2 separate regions of the Mus musculus genome follow, and region 1 is linked to region 2. A link is a loop called in an ENCODE intact Hi-C map of the cell type or tissue named here. Cell type or tissue: gastrocnemius. All regions are shown on one strand. Each heading gives the region's core, and the rest is flanking DNA. Links, peaks and the distances in the headings are about the cores only.

The links. A loop is a pair of places that touch in the nucleus more often than their neighbours do. Peaks named below come from ENCODE experiments on the same cell type or tissue, not always from the same donor. Only the 100,000 strongest peaks of a DNase experiment are listed, where the experiment ranks them.
Region 1: it touches region 2 in a loop (4-fold over the local background); 4 of 42 quality-filtered maps call a loop at or near these places.

What each region holds. Positions count from the first base shown.
Region 1 is chr11:69,977,352-69,982,698 of GRCm38, reverse strand. It overlaps Elp5 (elongator acetyltransferase complex subunit 5), which reads left to right and starts at 1,464. Exons shown (of 9, transcript NM_018740.2): 1 at 1,464-1,492; 2 at 2,137-2,485; 3 at 2,640-2,700; 4 at 2,789-2,869. The coding sequence starts at 2,440. It overlaps Ctdnep1 (CTD nuclear envelope phosphatase 1), which reads right to left and starts at 1,531. Exons shown (of 8, transcript NM_026017.2): 1 at 1,114-1,531. The coding sequence starts at 1,215. In gastrocnemius, for the core only: no CTCF peak of the experiment used is centred there; DNase peaks (open chromatin) are centred at 1,699, 2,067 and 2,389; H3K4me3 peaks cover 3,081 bases; H3K27ac peaks cover 2,867 bases.
Region 2 is chr11:69,089,581-69,094,951 of GRCm38, reverse strand. It overlaps Vamp2 (vesicle-associated membrane protein 2), which reads right to left. Exons shown (of 5, transcript NM_009497.3): 3 at 5,063-5,221; 4 at 4,925-4,976; 5 at 2,571-4,302. The coding sequence ends at 4,286. Among named protein-coding and RNA genes, the nearest start is that of Vamp2, 3.7 kb to the right of the region's middle. In gastrocnemius, for the core only: a CTCF peak has its summit at 2,429; a DNase peak (open chromatin) is centred at 2,419; H3K4me3 peaks cover 1,984 bases; H3K27ac peaks cover 5,000 bases.

The DNA.
Region 1 (5,347 bases), core at 348-5,347, 890 kb before region 2:
CCCTAAAGCAGGAAGTGGAAGAAATAAACAGACTGCTAGAGAAGGAACTGAAGTCCAAGCCACCTCAGTCACCTCTTCTACCAGAACCACCAAGGTCCTTCTGGGAATTCTGACCTGGGCTGCCAAAGCCTGCATGCTACTCAGTCATTTCCCCCCAGAATCTGACTTCAGGAGATTTACTCCAGAGGGCATGTTCATTAAGAAGTGATGGTAAGCCAGGCGTGATGGCGCACGCCTTTGATACCAGCACTGGGGAGGCAGAGGCAGGTGGATTTCTGAGTTCGAGGCCAGCCTGGTCTACAAAGTGAGTTCCAGGACAGCCAGGGCTGGGGGCAGGGGCGGCGGGGAGGAATGGTAGCTGAAACAATGTTTACCTTGGAGAAAAGCTTGAGGGAGAGAACCCAGAGATACCTGGGTTCATCCAAACAGTCTCTACACTCCAAGTATCCCTTCATAATCGCTAGAGTCGCCTGGAGAAACATGCCCACCTTCAGATGCAAGCTCTCCAGCTAACAGCCAGCTTGTCTAATGAGACACCCAACTTTAATGTGCATCTGACAACTAAAGATGCCTATTGGAAAAGCATCGTTTTCTGTCCCAGGGTCTTAATAATAAGCCCATACACACAAGCTAGAGAATTCCAGAGCCTTTTTGGAGGAGCTCCTTCACACCCAAGGCTTTTCCTCAAGTTCCAATTCCTGCTCCATATGCCCTTCTACCCACCCACACCACTGACAAAGGAGTCTGACTTTCAACAGGAGGGTCTTTCCAAAGCCCATATCAATAGTTCTGGCTACCAGCAAACAGGTGTTCCCGGCCTCTTCTTTCTTTAGCAACAACTCTAGCTTTCGTAAGGAGAGCACCATTCTAGCCCCCGAGAACTGCCAAATCCTATCCCATTTAGGCAGATTAAGAAAGAAAGCAAACCCAGTAAAAATCATGGTTCTTTTATTAAGGGCTGAACCTTGCTTAAAGGTGTCCTACTTCTCCAGCGGGTAAAGCTCTGGCCAAGGCTCCCTTCCTAGGCCCAAAGCAGAGGCCCAGCACTATCCAAAATTCCGCGAGCACCGCGGACAGAGGACCCCACCACTGGCAGCACCCAAGCAAACTCACCGTGCGGATCTGCCTCCGCAAAAGGTAAATAAAGAAGCTCCAGAGCTTGGCGGCGAAGGCCACGAACGTGCGCAGCCCCAGCAGACACTGCGTCCGCATCATCCCGATGACCCCGGCACCGCCGGCCCCGGGGCCCCCGCGGCCCAGCTCCGCCAGCCCCCCGGGGGCAGCCCCCCGCCGCAGGGAGGGGGAACGGGGGCCCCGAGCGGCAGGAGAGGCTGCAGAGATGAGCACGGAGTGGGTGGCTTAGAAAGCCACCCCCAGCGAAGGGAAAGCCCAGCGGAACCGGGAACTGGGGGACTGGCGTGGGCAGCCCGCGGGGGCCCACATGAGCGGGAAGTGGCACCGACGACTTCGCGTGGGCTGCAGGCCGAAACAGGTCGGGCTAGGACAGGGTCCTCTGAGACCAGGAGGGAAGGGGATGGAGAATTGGGGGAGGGGGCAGTGGGGGAGGGGGCTAGGGAAAAGGGAGGGAGGGAGATGGGAGGGGAAGGGGGAAGCGAAGGGTGGCCTTCTGCGCAGGCGCGCTAGGGGTCTGCCCCGGGAAGGGGGCGGGCGGGGGCGGCGGCGGCGCGCGGTGGGCCGCGGCGATTCTCGGGGGCCCCCTGGGCGCAGGAGCTGGGGAGGAGGGGGAGGGGGAGCCGAAGGGCACGGATCGCTGGGCCGGAGTGGCCTCCCCCTCCCCGAGGTCAGGATCGCTTAGCCGCTGAGGAGCGGGGCTGCAGCCTCTGCAGCTAGGCTTCCCACTCTGACAGGCGCCATTTTACCGCCCAAAGGGCTCCCTCCTCTCTTCCCTCCTCCTCTTCCCCTCTGACATTACTTCCGGTAGTGACGTGTATTCACTTCCCCGGGATTGCTGTTTCCCTCAATTCATTCTGAGGAGGGAGGGGAAAGTTAAGGAAAGCTCTCTGCTCTGACCCCGGGGTGCAGCGTTACGCACGCGCACTAGGTTACTGCGGGGCGGGACCTGGAGAGAAGCCAGGCGCCGTGTGGGCGGGGCCGAGTGACATCATTTATTCCCAGGTTCGAACCTTCTTCGGGATTGGAGCTCGTGAGACCTCTGTCCTTGTCCCCATCCCACTGATAACTGTTCCAACGGCCCTTCTGGCTCCAGTCATGGTGCAAGAGTAGATTAAGGATGTTGTCTCTAGGACTGTGTACAGAGACTCTGGAGCGGCCCCTCCGTGTAAGCCCCCTGAGAATACGGAGCATAAAAAAACCAGGCTCCTCTTTCCGGACTTTGCGGTCCTTTAAGGTTGGAAGCAATCGTAAGTGCCCCGCCTCCTCGGTGGTGACGACATCAGAAGGCGTCCTGAGGCGTCAGAGATGCTGGACTCGTTGTTGGCCATCGGTGGTTTGGTGCTTTTGCGAGGTGAGGGATCAAGGCATGCGGTGGTAGCCTTGGGCTTGGCTGAAGGAGCGGGAGCCTGGAGGACCCGCTGGGGATGGATACCCAGCTAGGGGTGGAAGTCGTGGTCGGAGCCCTGAGGGCTCAGTAGGTCTCACCCATCCTTGGCTCTCCCCAGATTCCGTGGAGTGGGAAGGGCGTAGTCTCCTGAAGGCTCTTATCAAGAAATCTGCACTTCGGTGAGTTAGCCCACAGTTTCTCCTCTCCTTCCCGGAAAGGGAGCCGGTACCCCCACTCTTCAATATATTTCCTTCATCTCTGCCTTAGTGGGGAGCAGGTCCACGTTCTGGGCTGTGAAGTGAGCGAAGAAGAGTTTCGCGAAGGTTTCGACTCTGATGTCAACAGCCGGTGAGTATACATTAAAACAGGTTTCATTCGGACTACAGCTGCTAAGGACGTCTCTTCAACAGACAGCACAGAATCTCATACTGTGGAGAAACTGGTATCGTAGGGTTTGGAACAGTAAAAATTAAAAGACTAGCGAGATGGGTTTTTTTTAGAGACTTTAGCACCAGCTTGCCGGCTTGACTGAAGGGACATGAATGAGGCTGTTGCTCACTCAACAAAAGAGAGCAGTAAACGCTTAGATAGTTTGCTGTATATACATAAGCATTCTGGCTTTAATGTTTGCACGTTAATGCATAGTCAACCAAGAAACACTTGAGTTTCTTCTAAAGTTGATGTCATCATCTTTTATATAAGTGTCCTTGGAGTTGGTTTGTTCTAGGCCTTATTATAAGGCTCAAGACTATAGATGCTAGAATTGAACTGAAAACACAAGGCAGGATAAAGGAACATACTAATTCCAAAGAGTAGTAGGCTAAATTAACCTTTGGATAGAACTTTTTTGCCCATTTTATTTTATTTTTCTCAGAAAAGGACATTTTGTTTTTTGGTTGTTGTTTTTTTTTTTTTTTAATTGATCTCATTATGGGGCGGATCTCATTATGTGGTGTAGGCTGCGTTACAACTCACTGTGTAGTCCACAGTAACCTCTTAACTCCCAGCCTCATATCCTGCCTCATCCTCCCCTATGCTGTGACTATGTTACATGCCACATGTCCAATTTATAAGATTTCTTCAATTTAAAAAAATGGCATAAGATCACTGTAATAGCACACACTTTTTTGGGCTTTATGAGACAGGGTTTCTCTGTATAGCCCTGGCTGTCCTAGAACTCTGTAGACCAGGCTGGCCTCTGCCTCCCTACTGCTGGGATTAAAGACGTGCGCCATCACGGCTGGCAATAGCACACACTTTTAATCCCTGCATTCAAGGGAGATACAGGCATATCTCTCGAATCTGAAGCCAGCCTGGTCTACAGAGAAGAGTTCCACACCAGTTAGGGCTACATAGTGAGAGTGTCTCTAAATAAATAATAAACATAGAGCAAATACATCTTATTCTTTAAAAGGCACAAATAACCACAGTTATCTAAATAATTGTTTCCTTGAGATGTTTCCACAATTATCTGCTAGAAAGACAAAATTACTTTAAAAGCTTTGTTTTGCTTCTTTGCTTTTATCTTTTGTGTGTGAGTGTTTTGCCTATATTTGTGGGCCGGGGTATGTCTTGGTGTTTGCAGAAATCAGAAGAGTGCTCTGCCAGAGGTCCTGAGTTCAATTCCCAGCACCCACATGGTGGCTCACAACCATCTGTAATGGGACCTGATGCCCTCTTCTGGTGTGTCTGAAGATAGCTACAGTGTACTTATACACACAAACACATATGTATACATACGTATGGTTTTCTTTTTAAGATTTATAGATTTTATGTATATGGGTGCTTTATCTGCATATACACCTGTGTGTCAGAAGAGGCCATCAAATCTCATTATAGATGGTTGTGAGCCACCATGTGGTTGCTGGGAATTGAACTCAAGACCTCTGGAAGAGTAGCCAGTGCTCTTACCCAATGAGCCATCTCTCCAGTCCCAAAATAAACAGTTTTTTAAAATGACTAACATGTCTAAAGTGCTGAAGTGAGTGGAGTCTAATTCAAGAATTGAAGTAAAGAGACTCGTGTGGTTTGAAGACAGGATACCAAGCCTTCATCTTATTTGCATTATGTGTAGAATCCAGTGAAGAATTCGTGTGTTTAGCAAAATTGATCTTTAGATCTTTTTTTTTCCATTTTTTATTAGGTATTTAGCTCATTTACATTTCCAATGCTATACCAAAAGTCCCCCATACCCACCCACCCACTCCCCCTTTTTGGCCCTGGCGATCTTTAGATCTCTTAACTGAGCAGTGGTGGCCAGTGCTTTTGGTTTGGTTTGGTTTCGTATGTTTTTTCAAGACAGGGTTTCTCTGTGTAGTCTTCAGTGTATTGTAGTCCTCTGTAGGTCAGACTGGACTCAAACTCCCAGAGATCCACCGCCTTGGTTCCTGAGTGCTGGGATTAAAGACATGTGTCACCACACCTACCAGACTCTAGGGTCAATTGTCACTACCCAGATGGTCGTGGTAGCATATGTAAAGAGACTCGTGTGGTTTGAAGACAGGATACCAGCACTTGAGAGGCAGAGACAGGCAGATCTCTTATGAATTCAAGGCCAGCCTGGTCTACGTAGTGAATTCCAAGCCAGCCAAGGAAACCTAGTGAGATCCCGTCTCAGAAAATAAAATAATAGGGGCTGGAAAGATGGCTCAGTGATAAAGAGCACTGACGGCTCTTCCAGAGGACCTGGGTTCAATTCTCAGCACTCACATGCTCACTATCTGTAACTCTAGATCAAGGACATCTGATACCTTCACACAGACATGAATACACTCAAAACCACTAATGCATGTTCAATTTTTAAAAAATTAAAAGAAAAATACTACT
Region 2 (5,371 bases), core at 220-5,219:
GCAAATGCCAGCCCTGCCCTAAAAACTTTCTCATAGGCTGAGAGGGCTCAGAGCTGTAGGGAACACGTGCAGGCTGGCTCACGCGGCAACTTGTTTACCCAGAAGCTGGGGATTTTCCTTGACGACACTTACCCAATACTGCGGAGTCTGCGCAGGCGTGCCGAGCGACTTGTACGCAGGCGTAGATCTGACAGGCTATGGCGTAGTGGGCATACTTTGGAGACTCTGGCATTACAAGAGGTTTCTGGTGCCTGAGCTTTGTGTCTCTAGTGATCCCCAAAGCTTAAAAATCTGAGCACTACACTGAAGATATCATTAGATTGCATGACAATGACGGTGAAATGACAGTCGCCTCCTATTTATTTTCTTTGGGCCTGGCTGGCCAGCCCCTTCTTGCAGACTCCCAAGAAGGCCGGCTCACTACCCATAACCTCACAAAAGAGGCTGAGAGGTTACGTAATCTGTCGGAATTAGATTATGTATATTGATAAAAGAGCTAAAGTCTGAACCCAGGTCTCTGACACCATAAAGGTAGCTTGGTATTGTAAGGCCTATGGAGACATTAAACCTAGAAGTAATTCCAAGAATTAAATGCAAAAAGCCTTATTTAAACTCTCCATAAAGGTAGAATTTAGGATAGGCTGTAAGACACCTCAGTACTTTAGAACCTCTGAAATAATTTCCAATGACACCCTTTTGCGGGGCGGGGGGTGTATTCCAGACAGGTTTCTTTCTTCTTTTTTTCTTTTTTCTTCGAGACAGGGCTTCTCTGTGTAGCCCTGGCTGTCCTGGAACTCACTCTGTAGACTAGGCTGGCCTCGAACTCAGAAATCCACCTGCCTCTGCTGGGATTAAAGGCGTGTGCCCCCACTGCCCGGCCCAGACAGGGTTTCTCTGTGTTGCTCTGGCTGTTCTAGAACTCACTCTGTAGACCTGGCTGCCCCCAAACCTGGAGATTGCCAATCCACCTGGCTCTGCCCAACTTTGAAAATCTAATTTTTGTTTGTTTGTTTTTAAGATTTGTATGAGTACATTGTAGCTGTCTTCAGACACACCAGAAGAGGGCATCGGATCCATTTCTAGATGGTTGTGAGTCAACATGTGATTGCTGGGAATTGAATTCAGCACCTTTGGAAGAGCAGTCAGTGCTCTTAGCTGCTGAGCCATCTCTCCAGCCCCTGAAAATCTATTTTTAAAAGTACTTCTAAGCTGGGCATGGTGGTGCACGACTTTAATCCCAGCACTTGGAAGGCAGAGGCAGGCAGATTTCTGAGTTCGAGGCCAACCTAGTCTACAGAGTGAGTTCCAAGACAGCCAGGACTGCACAGAGAAACCAAAAAAAAAAAAAAAAAAAAAAATAGTTCTAATTTTTTTTTTCTCAAGACAGGATTCCTTTGTGTAACATAGTCCTGGCTGTTCTGGACTCTTTGTATACCAGGCTGGCCTTAACCTCACAGAGATCCATATGCCACTACCGCCCAAATACTGGGCTTAAAAGTATGCACCATCCCCCGCCCCTCGCCCCCAGCTCTCTAATAGTCCTTATTTCTTGGCTAGCTAATGATGATGCACATGTTTAATCCCAGCCTCAACAGGCAGTCAAGTGTGTATTCCAGGCCTAATCTACACAGTGAGTTCCAGGACAGCCAGTGTTACATAATAAAATTCTGTCTCAAAAAATTTTGTTTTCTTTTTTTTTAATTTTTTTTTTTTTTTTTTTTAGACAGGGCCTCATTATGTAGACCAGGCTAGACTCACAGTCAAGAGATCAGCCTGTCCCCACCTCCTTTATGCTTGGATTAAAGGCCTGTACCACACCTGGCCCTCTAGTGGTTCTTAGCCAATCCTCCCACCCCGATCTCTATTCAACTGCCCTGGAAAGTCAAAGATCACTGTGATCCAGCAAGTACCACACTCACTAGCAGTGATTAGTCCCTCGTGCCCTGAATACAGAGGGCAACCAGAAATGCTACCTACTTCCTATATAGCTATATCTCAGTGATGTTGCTGAAGTACAAAGGGGTAGTGATGCTTCCAGTTCAAGAGTTCGGGAGTAAGAGTTACACAACGCAGTGCAAGGGTAGTGTGCCATCTATAGCTAGCTTTATGCCACAGTCAGCTTTGCCTCATCAGGCTGATCCTTTCAAGCATTCATCGGCCCATCTGGATGTACGGCACTGAAATGGACAGGGGAAGACATGCCCCCACAGAAGTGGTCCAGGAGTACAGGGCTATGAGAGAACCTAAGGAATAGCTAGCAGTGACATTTAGGAGATAAAGGAGTTCTGTGGTAGCAGCTCACTCTAGGCCGGTAGTGGGAAGCTGGTAATCCCAGACTGCAGAGTTCACCTGCCTCTTAGACATCAGGTACTTTCTTTAGTGATACTTCTGATTCTCGTCTGCTGGTGCCCCCTGTGGCCACTTCGGGAATTACACTTTGCCAGGGCCCAAGGTCAGGGCCTCCTGCAACAGGCCAGCCAGCTCTTACCAAAGAATCTTTCAACCACTCCATATCTGAAAATCCAATATTCTTATTACTGATTAAGAAAAAGATTTTGGACACCATATGGTTACTCATTACACGTTTATTGTACATTTTCACAATCTGGATGCGCCACAGAATTGGGGGCATGGGGCAGGGGAAGAAGGAAGGCAGGGGACACTGGGATAATATTGGGGGTCTAAAACACAAGCACCCCCACCCCCAGCATCTCTCCTACCCTTTCACACCACAGTTTAGATCTCCTTGGTTCCCCTCCACACAGAAAACCTGGTGTGTGGGGGGCAAGAGTTTGGGGAACAACCCCCCCCAAGGCAGGTTAAGGGGCTGTACCCTCAGATCCCTAAAACTGTGCCATTTAAAAAGATTAGATCCTTCCTCTATCATTGTACTCAACAAGGAAATAGCTTGCTTTCTCTCTCACACTCTCTCTCTCTGGGCTCAACAGCCCTGGAGAAGGACGAGGATCCCCATCCTCCAGCAAGTCCCAACACATATTGGCAGTGACTAGTACCCCCACCCTGAATACAGGGGGGCAGTCAGAGGAGCTGGGCAGTGATGGGGGTAATACCCCCCCCCCAGACTGGGGAGGAAAGTTTTCAGTCGAACCTCTAGCAAGGATGAGGCCAGAGACTTCAGGCAGGAATTAGGGGGATTCTGTTTTGTCCCACTCCTCCCCAAGGCAGTGATGACCCCCACACACTGGAGCCACCCCTCCTCAAAGAACCAGATTGTGGTCGGCCCCCAGTTCTCCTGATGGGAGGAGGCAGCAGATCAGGCAGATGGGAGGGAGCGAGACCCCCTGGGAATGTCAGTTGAGTGCCCCACATGAAAACTGGGGAGCAGGAATGTAGGGAGAGACCCCGAGTGGCAGAATTATTGGTCCATCATAACACACTGAACTCCAAGACACTTACACACCAGCTGGGGGAGGGAGAGGAGGGTACAAGAGGTGTGGGAAACGGGGTAAGGGAAGCAAACTAGACTAGAGGGGTTGGGAGGAGGAAACCTTGGGGTCCAGAGCAGCCTGGTTCCCCAAAAGTCCAGACTCCCCACCACCTGCAGATAATGTCGTGCTAATAAAAGTGTGGTAAGAGGACCAATGGAGACTGACTCTTCCGAAAAGAAAGAAAGAAAAAACACAGAAGAGTGAAGAGTGATGGATCAGAAAGGAAACAAAAAACTAACAAACAAAACAAAATGAAACAGACAGCGTATGCAAATGATATGCTAATCAACATGTTGGAAGCTCCCAGAAAATCTTGGGATTCTTAGGACCAAGTGGAACCAGTCTCAGAGCCTCCCAAGGGATACAAAGATGCAGCCTAGGGAAGCCTAGACAGGTGGGGTGTTCTGTTTGTTTCTGTGGGGTTTGCTTTTGTTTTGGGAGGGCCTGGGATTGTACAGGGAAGATAAGGGAAAGATCGGTTAAATCCAAGGGAAGGAGGAGAGGGGCTATTGCATAGCAGATGCAAATGAAGGGACTTGGGGCTGATCAGGAAAGAGGAAAAGGGACAGAGGGTGAGAGAGAGGTGATGGGAACCTCAGGAAGGGGTGTTAAGGACAACCGGAAAAAATCTTCTAGTAATAAAACTACAAACAGACCAAATATATATAATATTATATATGTATAAATAACAGCTGGCTATTTACAGGGGGCACACACACGGACACACACACACACACGGATCCAAGGGAGGGGGCTGAAAGATATGGCTGAGAGGTGGAGGAACGGCTGGGGGTGGGGGAGAGGCCCTTCTTAGGCAGGGCAGACTCCTCAGGGATTTAAGTGCTGAAGTAAACTGTGGAGAGAGGGCAAGAGGAGGACGAGGGAGAGGGGGAGAAAGGAGGACGAGGAGAGGGGGAGAAAGAGAAAGAAAGCAGTGTGTCAGGCCTGGCCCTGTTCCAAGCCTCCCCACTCCCCCACTGGCTGACATCCCTTCCCTCTCAGCCTCAGTTTCTTCAAAGGGACTTGGCAAGTGGGTATTGAGGTCCCTTAAACTCCACGGCTGGACAAAGGGGCATAAAACCTTTAATGCACTGGGTATGTGACGGTAGCTTTCAAACAGTGGAGTAAGTGGTATCCTGGTGGTTGGTGTTCGAGACCTCACCCTTTCCTGTCTCCTACTCCCGTTTTAGAATCCCCAGATGGAGCTTTTAGGCTCAAAGGGTTCCTAGACGAACACCAGGACCCCACCCGGTATTCCTAGTCCCAAAATCTTAACCGGATTGACCCATAACCAGGGAAAGCAGGGCTATACAACACTCAAGTTTTGGGCTCTAAATGAGTCAGAACTGCCAATAGCAGCAAAGTGTGTTTTGGTTGCAGAGTAAAAACTAGGTTAGTGACCTTCAAAGCCCAGGCTCCCCAGGGAAAGCCTCTACCTCCCCAGGGGAGGGGCCCTGGCCTCTGGCCCCACTCACCGATGATGATGATGAGGATGATGGCGCAGATCACTCCCAAGATGATCATCATCTAAGAGTGAGAGGGAGGTGAATGACACAGTGACACCCTACTTCCCCACTGCCCCTCCCAACCTGTCCCCATCTCCTCCCCTTTACCTTGAGGTTTTTCCACCAGTATTTGCGCTTGAGCTTGGCTGCACTTGTTTCAAACTGGGAGGCCCCTGCCTGGAGGGCATCTGCACGGTCATCCAGCTCCGACAACTTCTGGTCCCGCTCCAGGACCTTGTCCACATTCACCCTCATGATGTCCACCACCTGAGGGAGGGGTCCACGAGGCAGGGGGGTGTGCCAAGGCATGCCTCAAGGAGGGCACTTCTTGAACATGTGCCCATCGTGGCACAAGTGGAACATGCACCCCGATGTTTCCAGGCTAACATGCCAAGGACATACACAGAACATGCCTAG